Regions from separate parts of the Homo sapiens genome. Here region 2 is linked to region 1. Evidence: chromatin loops called from intact Hi-C (ENCODE). Cell type or tissue: chondrocyte. All regions are shown on one strand.

What was found. A loop is a pair of places that touch in the nucleus more often than their neighbours do. Peaks named below come from ENCODE experiments on the same cell type or tissue, not always from the same donor. Only the 100,000 strongest peaks of a DNase experiment are listed, where the experiment ranks them.
Region 2: it touches region 1 in a loop (4-fold over the local background); 3 of 110 quality-filtered maps call a loop at or near these places.

Annotation. Positions count from the first base shown.
Region 1 is chr4:150,580,104-150,585,103 of GRCh38, forward strand. The region is part of intron 40 of LRBA (LPS responsive beige-like anchor protein); the gene reads right to left. MAB21L2 (mab-21 like 2) reads left to right here and starts at 2,048. Exons shown (of 1, transcript NM_006439.5): 1 at 2,048-4,590. The coding sequence starts at 2,927. The coding sequence ends at 4,006. It overlaps LRBA-AS1 (LRBA antisense RNA 1), which reads left to right. Exons shown (of 2, transcript NR_149035.1): 2 at 1-1,131. In chondrocyte, a CTCF peak has its summit at 2,183; DNase peaks (open chromatin) are centred at 3,398, 3,558 and 3,708.
Region 2 is chr4:149,978,181-149,983,180 of GRCh38, forward strand. No RefSeq gene overlaps it. Among named protein-coding and RNA genes, the nearest start is that of DCLK2, 98 kb to the right of the region's middle. In chondrocyte, a CTCF peak has its summit at 2,856 (motif pointing right); no DNase peak of the experiment used is centred here.

The DNA.
Region 1 (5,000 bases):
ATCCTTAGGCGGCGAGGCGTTCCGGGACGCACGCGGCCTCCCCGGAGAAGGCTGGAGGTCAAGCAGCCCAAGTCTCTGCCACTCCAGAGAAGTTAACTAAAGCTCTGGAGTCCAAGAGTCGCGCGGACACTTAATTCTGACTCTTCTTCCTAATCGCGGGAAGACAAACCCTAAGCAACAAATCCGAGATAGTTTTTTTTTAAGCAAATATTCCTTAGAAAGGGACTTATGGCAACGAGAGAGGAAGGGTGACAAACTGCCTGTGGTCCGCACCAGGTATGTAAGAAAGAACCAAGAGGCCCAATTGTCTGATACCAAGTAGATAGAAAGAAATTAACTTCCCTATGCAATTCAATTCAGGTTCACCCGGCCGGACTTTAAGAGGGTAAGTCAAGCCCTCCCAAGGGGTTTTGAAAAAGCCGAACTACCAGGTTTCTAAAACGAAGTCTTCACCCAAATGGACGCATAGATTTTTATTTTTATCGCATAACCCAGGGCTGGAATATAACCTCCCAAATCAAACTAAAAATAATCACATCTACCTGAAATACGTTAAAAAGATTCAGAATCCAGACATCTTAGGTTCATACATAAACCCTCAGTATCAAGCAAATCAGAAACAATGTTCTAGCTTTTTTTTTCACCCAAAAGTATGGAAAGGCTACAGTGGGTACAACTCGTTTAGGATAATACATATACTAAAAGCACATGCATGCCTTTCATTGAAATGCCTAGGGAGGAGTGAAGCCATCTGTGTAATCAATAACAGGATAGTTATAGATTTTTGTGGCAGTGAAGTCTTTTAAAAGCAAGAGTCAATTATGAAAATAAAATCATTTTACAAATGAAACTCTGTACCTGTACCCCCTAAGAATACATTCACAATTAGATTTACAACAGTAAGATTTTAAGAAAACTTTAGGTTTACATTTACTTGCCTTGTTTTTCATTAAGTTTGAAGCAATTTTAGTAGCTTATTTTAAAAGTATATCCTACTAAGTTCTACGACATGTAAGTTTGCACCATTTCTCACAACTTAGATATTTTCTCTCTCGTAACTAGTTAATTCTTGTAACGATAAAATAATGGTATTAAATACATGTGAATCTTAATTATGAAATAATTATCAAACAAGGTGCTTGGACTAGTTTTTGCCCTGCCCTGTTTTTAAACAGCATATCGAAATTACTAAAAAGAGATTTATAAACCCTCACCTTATATCCACTCCAACCCTCACTGGTGCACATATACAGCAACTGCTCTGATTCTTGGCAACAATGGGAGGGGAGGGGAAGAGAAAGGAGGATGACTTTAAAGGAGGAAAAAACCTGGAAAAATTAGGTCCTTTCCCAGATTCCCCTTTCGCTTCCCATTTGCCTTCAAGCCAAAGTAATTTTGTTACAGTTTGCACCTTCTACTACACAATGTTGATAGAATCATTTAAAAAAAAAAAAAGTGAACCTTTCTGAACCATTGCTACTCTCCCTCGCGTTATTCCAGCCATCTCCAGGAGAGTCCCTTCTATATAAACTCTTTTTCTTCTTTGCTACTGATAAGAGAGGAGGATAAAGAGGAACGGCTGTAAAATGTGTGCAAGCATTTGACTCCCATTATCTCCTCCTATTTTCTTACTTCTCTCTTTACCCTGTTTCTTTATCAAGTGCAGTGGTGGCTGCTACCGTTCGCCAAGCGTGCCTGTCTTCTCTCTCGGATTGGCTAAAGCACTGACAGCTCGGATAGCGATTGTAGGAACTGAAGCTCCACCCCCTCATGATGGCCCTGGGACCATTCATAAACTAAATAACTCCAGGAAACAGCGAGGGAGAGAGAGAAAGAAAGAGAGAGGGAGAGAGAGAGACAGAGAGAGTTAGAGGAAAGAAGAGAGAGCGAGCACGAGGAAGGGGGGCGGGGGAGAGAAGCAGGGGGAGAGCGGGGCGAGAAAGAGGTCGGAGGGGAGAGGAGGGGGAGAGACGACTCAGAAAGTGGAATCTGTAAAAGCAAGCTAGAGGAGAAGAAGGAAAACCCTGAATCGTTATAACTACACCCCAGATGCAACGCAAGCAACGACTTCGTCACACTAAAACGGATTTTGTGAGGGCCAAAAGTATAAATTACGAAGCAGAAATGATTATCAAACAACTTCCAGCGGTTTGCACCTAAAGAAACACAAGGAGAACCCACTACAAACAAACAAACCCAGTCCAAACAACGCCTCCAGTAGGAAAAGAGGAAAACTGCGATAACACGACCCCCCGAGAAGAGACGAGACCAACACGCTGAGACTGTGGGGCGTCAGCAAACCTCCAAGTGCACGGCGGACTGAGTTGTACTTCGCAGCTCTCTGGACATTAATTACCTCCTGCACCTTCCATTTGGGGGAGGGTGAGGAAGAAGGCACTCACCTACACTGAGCGAAGAAGTCCTATCAGCGTGGAAGAGAAGTTTAAGAATGAACCACTGAATGTTTCGCTTTTATTTTTAAATTTACTTTGGCACTTAAAAAACCTCATTTCCAGATTTCTGGACAATCTCGGCTGCAGACATCTAAGCCTAACCTTTTGGTATCCTGAGTTTTTTCCCTCTCCTTCTCCTTCCTCACGCCCACCCCGCTTCTCTCGCACACGGTCATCTTTACATATCAAGAGAAAGCAAAAAGGTTCCAAGAGGTACTTTTCTTTTTAGAAAATCACCTTTTCTCCCCTAATTCTTCTGCAGAAGAAAAGAGGTTTCGAAAGAGGGAAAAGGAAAAAACAAGCCGGCTACGGTATCAGCCGGTCAGCCCAGGTGGAAAACGAGAGTGAAAGTAGGGCTTAACGGGGAGCGCACCGCCTCTTTCGAAAGCCGCTGGGCCACCACCAGTGCGTGAGCCTTGGATCCCTCAACGTATTGCGAGACGCCGGTGTATAGCCCGGACCTGTGCCCCAACATGATCGCCGCTCAGGCCAAGCTGGTTTACCAGCTCAATAAGTACTACACTGAGCGCTGTCAGGCGCGCAAGGCGGCCATCGCCAAAACCATCCGAGAGGTCTGTAAGGTGGTCTCGGACGTGCTCAAGGAAGTGGAGGTGCAGGAGCCTCGCTTCATCAGCTCCTTGAGCGAGATCGATGCCCGCTACGAGGGGCTCGAGGTCATTTCGCCCACCGAATTTGAGGTGGTGCTCTACCTAAACCAGATGGGCGTCTTCAACTTCGTGGACGACGGCTCGCTGCCCGGCTGCGCAGTGCTCAAACTGAGCGATGGGCGGAAGCGGAGCATGTCTCTCTGGGTCGAGTTCATCACGGCGTCGGGCTATCTCTCAGCGCGTAAGATCCGCTCGCGTTTCCAGACGCTGGTGGCCCAGGCGGTGGACAAGTGCAGCTATCGGGATGTGGTCAAGATGATCGCGGACACCAGCGAGGTCAAGTTGCGCATCAGGGAGCGCTATGTGGTGCAAATCACTCCGGCGTTCAAGTGCACCGGGATCTGGCCTCGCAGCGCGGCACAGTGGCCTATGCCCCACATCCCTTGGCCCGGCCCCAATCGGGTGGCCGAGGTCAAGGCCGAAGGGTTCAACTTGCTCTCGAAGGAGTGCTACTCGCTGACCGGCAAGCAGAGCTCGGCAGAGAGCGACGCCTGGGTGCTACAGTTCGGGGAGGCGGAGAACCGCCTGCTGATGGGCGGCTGCCGAAACAAGTGCCTCTCAGTGCTGAAGACTCTGCGGGACCGCCACCTGGAGCTACCCGGCCAGCCGCTCAACAACTACCACATGAAGACGCTGCTGCTGTACGAGTGCGAGAAACACCCACGAGAAACGGACTGGGACGAGTCGTGCCTGGGCGACCGGCTCAACGGCATCCTGCTGCAGCTCATCTCCTGCCTGCAGTGCCGCCGCTGCCCTCACTACTTTCTGCCCAACCTCGACCTCTTTCAGGGCAAGCCCCATTCGGCCCTGGAGAGCGCTGCCAAGCAGACCTGGAGGTTGGCCAGGGAAATTCTCACCAATCCCAAAAGCCTGGACAAACTATAGGGTGCTGGGGACTGCTTGAAAAGCGACACAAACGGGCGTGCTCTCTCAGACACACAACTCTGCTATAAACAGCAGAAACTCTGGACACAAACTTTTATGTAAGTCACCTGAAATAGGAATCCGGCAGAAGACCTTCATTAATTAAGAAGCAAACAAAAAGAGAGCAACCCAACCAAAACAAATCACATTCTTGCACAAAAGTGATCGTTTTCTTCCAAACAATGTGAATTTAAAAGGTCACACAAAAGAAGCAATCGGGCTCCGCCACCACAAAATGAAACCCAAGGTACATTTTCAAATCAATGTATAGTAGTTCCCCCCCCTTTTCCTTCTTTCCCCCTATCCTTTTTCTCTCCACCCCATCCCCCCCCCCATTTCGTTTTGCTTTTGGTTGCCTGAATGTTGTCACCAAGTGAAAAAATTATTTAACTATATGTAAAATTTCTCTTTTAAAAAAAAGTTTTACTGATGTTAAACGTTCTCAGTGCCAATGTCAGACTGTGCTCCTCCCTCTCCTGAACCTCTACCCTCACCCTGAGCTGTCTTGTTGAAAACAGTAATAAAAACATTACTTTACATTGTAATTGACTGTTTGTGGATTGTTCTTAAGTGAAGGCAGGTGAGATCACAGTTTATAATTTCCAATGTAAAGATGTGACGAGGAATCAAATGCAAGAAGCTTCCACTTGAACTGATTTGCAAAATTTTAAATACAGTACATTTTGTAGAATTGACTGTATAAGTTCCGACCCAAATCCTTAGAAAATAGAAAACACTAATTTTACTCAACTATAATATATATTTGTTCTGTAGATGTTAAGATTAAAAGTAACATCTACTTCACGCTTGGGAAAAAAGTATGAAAGAAAATATTTTGATCCTAATTTTTAAAATAGAAAAAACTTTTTCACATTAAAAATTAAGAGATGTGCTTTCTTATGCCATAATTTCAAAAAATCCAATCTGAATCCGATATACAAAGGAAATATTTATG
Region 2 (5,000 bases), 600 kb before region 1:
GTCAGCACTCACACAGTGGAATACAATGTAGCCTTTAAAAAAGAATAAAAATATATTTATAAAGATACTCAGGATGCACTTAAAATGTTGTAAAATAGTTTGCATAGTGAGTTTTTAAAAGACCTGCTTTTATATGCATCAAAATGTCAAGGGTAAACCACACATCTACAACCATCCGATCTTCAACAAACCTGACAAAAACAAGCAATGGGGAAAGGATTCCCTATTTAATAAATGATTTTGAGAAAACTGGCTAGCCATATGCAAAAAACAGAAACTGGACCCCTTCCTTACACTTTATACAAAAATTAAGTCAAGATGGATTAAAGGCTTTAATCTAAAACCTAAAACCATAAAAACCCTAAAAGAAAACCTAAGCAACACCATTCAGGACACAGGCATGGGCAAGGACTTCATGACTAGAACACCGAAAGCAATTGCAACAAAAGTGAAAATTGACTAATGGTATCTAATTAAACTAAAGAGCTTTTGCACAGCAAAAGAAACTATCATCAGAGTGAACAGGCAACCTACAGAATGGGAGAAAATTTTTGCAATCTATCCATCTGACAAAGGGCTAATATCCAGAATCTATAAGGAACTTAAACAAATTTACAAGAAAAAAACAACCCCATCAAAAAGTGGGCAAAGGATATGAACAGACACTTCTCAAAAGAAGACATTTATGCAACCAACAAACATATGAAAAAAAGCTCATCATCTCTGGTCATTAGAGAAATGCAAATCAAAACCACAGTGAGATACCACCTCATGCCAGTTAGAATGGCGATCATTAAAAAGTCAGGAAACAACAGATGCTGGAGAGGATGTGGAGAAATAGGAACACTTTTACAATGTTGGTGAGAGTGTAGTTCAACCATTGTGGATGACAGTATGGCAATTCCTCAAGAATCTAGAACCAGAAATACCATTTGACCCAGCAATCCCATTACTGGTATATACCCAAAGGATTATAAATCATTATTCTATAAAGACACATGCACACATGTGTTTACTGCAACACTATTTACAATAGCAAAGACTTGGAACCAACCCATATGCTCATCAATGATAGACTGGATAAAGAAAATGTGGCACATATACACCATGGAATACTATGCAGCCATATAAAGGAATGAGCTCACGTCCTTTGCCAGGACATGGATGAAGCTGGAAGTCATCATTCTCAAGAAACTAACACAGGAACAGAAAACCAACCACCACATGTTTTCACTCATAAGTGGGAGGTGAACAATGAGAACACCTGGACACAGGGAGGGGAACATCACACACCGGGGCCTGTCAGGGGGTAGGGGACAAGGGAAGGAAGAGCATTAGGACAAATACCTAATGTATGTGGAGCTTAAAACCTAGATGATGATTTGATAGGTGCAGTAAACCACCATGGCACATGTATACCTATGTAACAAAACTGCATGTTCTGCACATGTATCCTAGAACTTAAAATTTTTTTAAAAGTCAAGGTTATGCAAGAAATTGTTACAGAGGTTATCTCAACTGAGCTAGACTGGATATGAAAGGGGCTTTTCCTTCTCATTTTACATCTTTCTATTTGGGAAAAAATTAGAAGATGGAAACAAAAAAAATCTAGGTAGCAAAAATAGACGAATGATTGTAATTTTTATCACATTGCTTATTCAAGTGGGTTAGAAGTTGAGAAAAGAGAGACCACACAGAGACAGACATACACACACATTTGCAAATATATGAACTGCATGTTTTTGCTTTATTTAACCAAAGACACTAAACTTAAACTAAGCAGCAAGAATGGTTTCTAAGAACAGGGCAGATGCAGCATATCTTCAATCTTTTCCTGGCCCCTTGCTTCCCTAACAGGAATCACAGGCTGGTAACTCATTTCCCTGGCAGAGTTCTGGTAGGCCTGAGAAATGGTTAAATTCTTCCTAAGTGTCAGTTGTGGTTAAATTCTTCCTAAGTTGTGTTATACTCACACTTACATCACTATTCTTAAACAACTTATACAAATAATCATGTATTTCTATTTTTTAAAAGTTTAACAAATATTAGGATCTACTAGTTCTTGAACCAAATTCAGTAAGGTCCTATCTTTATCCAGCAGAAGAATGTGAAGTCAGCACCAGATGTCACCAAATAGTAAATCAGCCTCCAGCTTCCCAGTGTCTCGGAAAGTGGTTTTCTCATACTCTTATGAAAAGATCTGCTGAAAGTAAGCACAGAAAAAGTGACAACAGAAAGTAGAAAATATCTGCATATATCCTCTGCTCGTGTGCCTTCTCAGTTTGAAACCAAATGGTTCCATAAGCGTACCTTATTTGAGACTCTGACCTAGGATGGCCAGCTCATCTTCGTTTGCCCAGGACTTTCCCCGTTTTAGCACCAAAAATCCCACATCCTGGGAAGCCCCTCAGTCTCTGGAGAACCGGAACAGGGGTTTCCAGACGTGAGCCTGAATTCTGTTGTGCTATACACCCAAACCTGATTCTCACCTCCCAGAAATATTTCTGCTTCTTTCATTTTGCTTCTTCCTTCACTCCCACAATGTTTCATTCAAAAGAGAAGTTAATTGTCAAGAGGAAAATATCAGCATGAGAAAATCATTCTTATTTTTTTCTGCTCCTTCAGCCCCTCCTGTTTCCAAGGGCCTATTAGTAAACATGAATTTAAAAAACAGTCTGACTGCAAAATAAAATGCACATGGGAACTTCTTACATCACAGAACTTAGAATTCAAATAATTGTTTTTCTGTGAATCTGAGAATATTAACAGAAGGCATCAGGAAGAATATTTACAAAGTGACAAGGTAATTGCATTCAGTCCTGAAGACACAGTTGTATTTACCGCTCACTTTCGCCAGATGGCAGACATGAGCGCTACTTCGCTTCTGCCTTACTGAGATTCTGAATTGAGTTAGATTTTTCTCAGTTCGAAGTCATAAATCAGAAATGTCCTCAGAGTGACCTATGGATGTAAATTACCAGAATTTATCATCTGCTGTTACATATGTGGGATCTTTCCTGATGTCCTGTCTCACAGAGTCATTTATTAAGTGTGTTCAAAAGGAACTTTTTCCTGTGAGGCCCCGCAATGTGGTCACTGCAGTGGAAAGCCTGTTTCCCATGCTTAATGACATACCCCTCTCTGGGGAAGGGACAAAGATGTAGAACACTTGCAGAAGTATTAGGAGGCACAAAAGGAAGGAGCTGGGTAATATATTCCATGTCTTAACATCTATAACAACCTCTAAAATGAATGTATAAATTGAAAGACACAAATATAGCATCTGAAGAAGTTCCAACCTTTCTTGACTGTCTAAATCATCAATATTGAGTAATATCGACCTGTATCTGTCCTTGAAACAAATTTCTAAGGTTGTTTCTTCTGTTTGTTCTATTGTATTATAAAATTGTAGTGGGCCGTGACTTAGTCACACTACACTAAGATAGGCACAGAACATATAGTGTCTTTATTTTTCTCTTATCTAGGGATTTTCCTTGTGGATACAGGAAAACTTTAAACCTGCTGAGAAATACCAGCCAGTCACTTCTCATTAAGCAGTCTGTTTCCAGTTTGCTAAAGCTCTTTTCAGGTAAAAGCTCAGTCTTTCAGAATTTCCTCCCCTGCCCCTTCTCCTCCCTAAAGTGGCCTCTTGAGATGGGGGGAAGAAAACTTGGCCCTTCCTGGAGACCTTGGGGCATTCTCCAGGTCCTTGCTGGCCTCAAGGGAAGTGTGTATATTATGAACCTGGTCAGACTTACCCTGCTGACATCCACAGCTGACATCCATTCTCTCTTCATCTCCTCGGAGTCCTGAGGGCCTTCCTACTGGTTTCACAACACCAGCCCCAGATTTTTCCTCAGCTGAACATTACCCCTGAGATCAGGCTTTGATTCCCAGTACAAATGGTCCTCCCAGCACCCTTTGGTTTCAACATCATTTTACCCCCATTGCATCTACGACCTTGGTAAGATTCCCAGCCTTCCTCACCCTCCCCGAGACAAGCAGAGACATCGAGATGCCTTTTGCCCCATGTCAAGGAGGTCAAGGAGTCTCCAAGGAGGGGCCAAACTCAGGCTCTTCCTCTGCTTAACCAAGTTACACCCTGAATTTCACCGTGGGGTGGCTGCTCTGCTCTTGGAGTGCCAAATGCAAAAGGAGACAAAAACCTCTTTGTGTTTGGCCTTTGCCTTCGATCTCTGTAGTGTCTACACACACTTGCACACATACACACACACACACACACAAAACCACCCTGGGATGTTTGCAGGGAAGCCATGATATGCTTGGATCTGACCATTTCCCTGCCTCCTTCCTTCCTTCCCTCTCCTCCTAGTCTGACCACCATATATAAAGGCACAGGCTTTCTACTTCCTCTTCCTCCCTACCTTGCACTTCCTAGTATCATCTTCACTTCTTCCAGGGGCATTACACTCACTGCTCAGCTATTAGAGCCAATCATGACTTTAGGACTACTTTATTCAACTAGAGCTGACTCTTGATACCAAAAGTTGGGTCTTGGGGCTTTCTAAATCCCATCTCTCTCCAAAAAGCCCAACTTTCAAGACCCTCCCCCACTCCACCTAAAACAGTGAGGAAATATACTGTTACCTCTTTGTTCTGTATAGTATGACATTTTTCTTACCTGGAACAGTAAGCCTCATAGTTTAGCCTCGACTAGAAGTTAAAGGTTAAAAAGGAATAAGATTTAAGGGACAAATGGATACAATCATTTTCAGGTATTTAAAGTATTATTCATTATAGAAACTAAGAACTCCATATGCAAAGAGTTTAAAATAGGACTGGGCACATAAGCACAGCTGTAATCATTATCAATATTTTTACTGAACGTAAAGCAAAGGCAGGCCTGTATGCCAGAGATAAGGAGGGAGAGAGTACATTGCCATGTTGGGACTGATTATGCTGAAAACCTTCTATTATGAAATAAATACTACCTTTTGAATTTCCATTTGCAAAAATCTTGGGGATATAGAAAGTGTGAG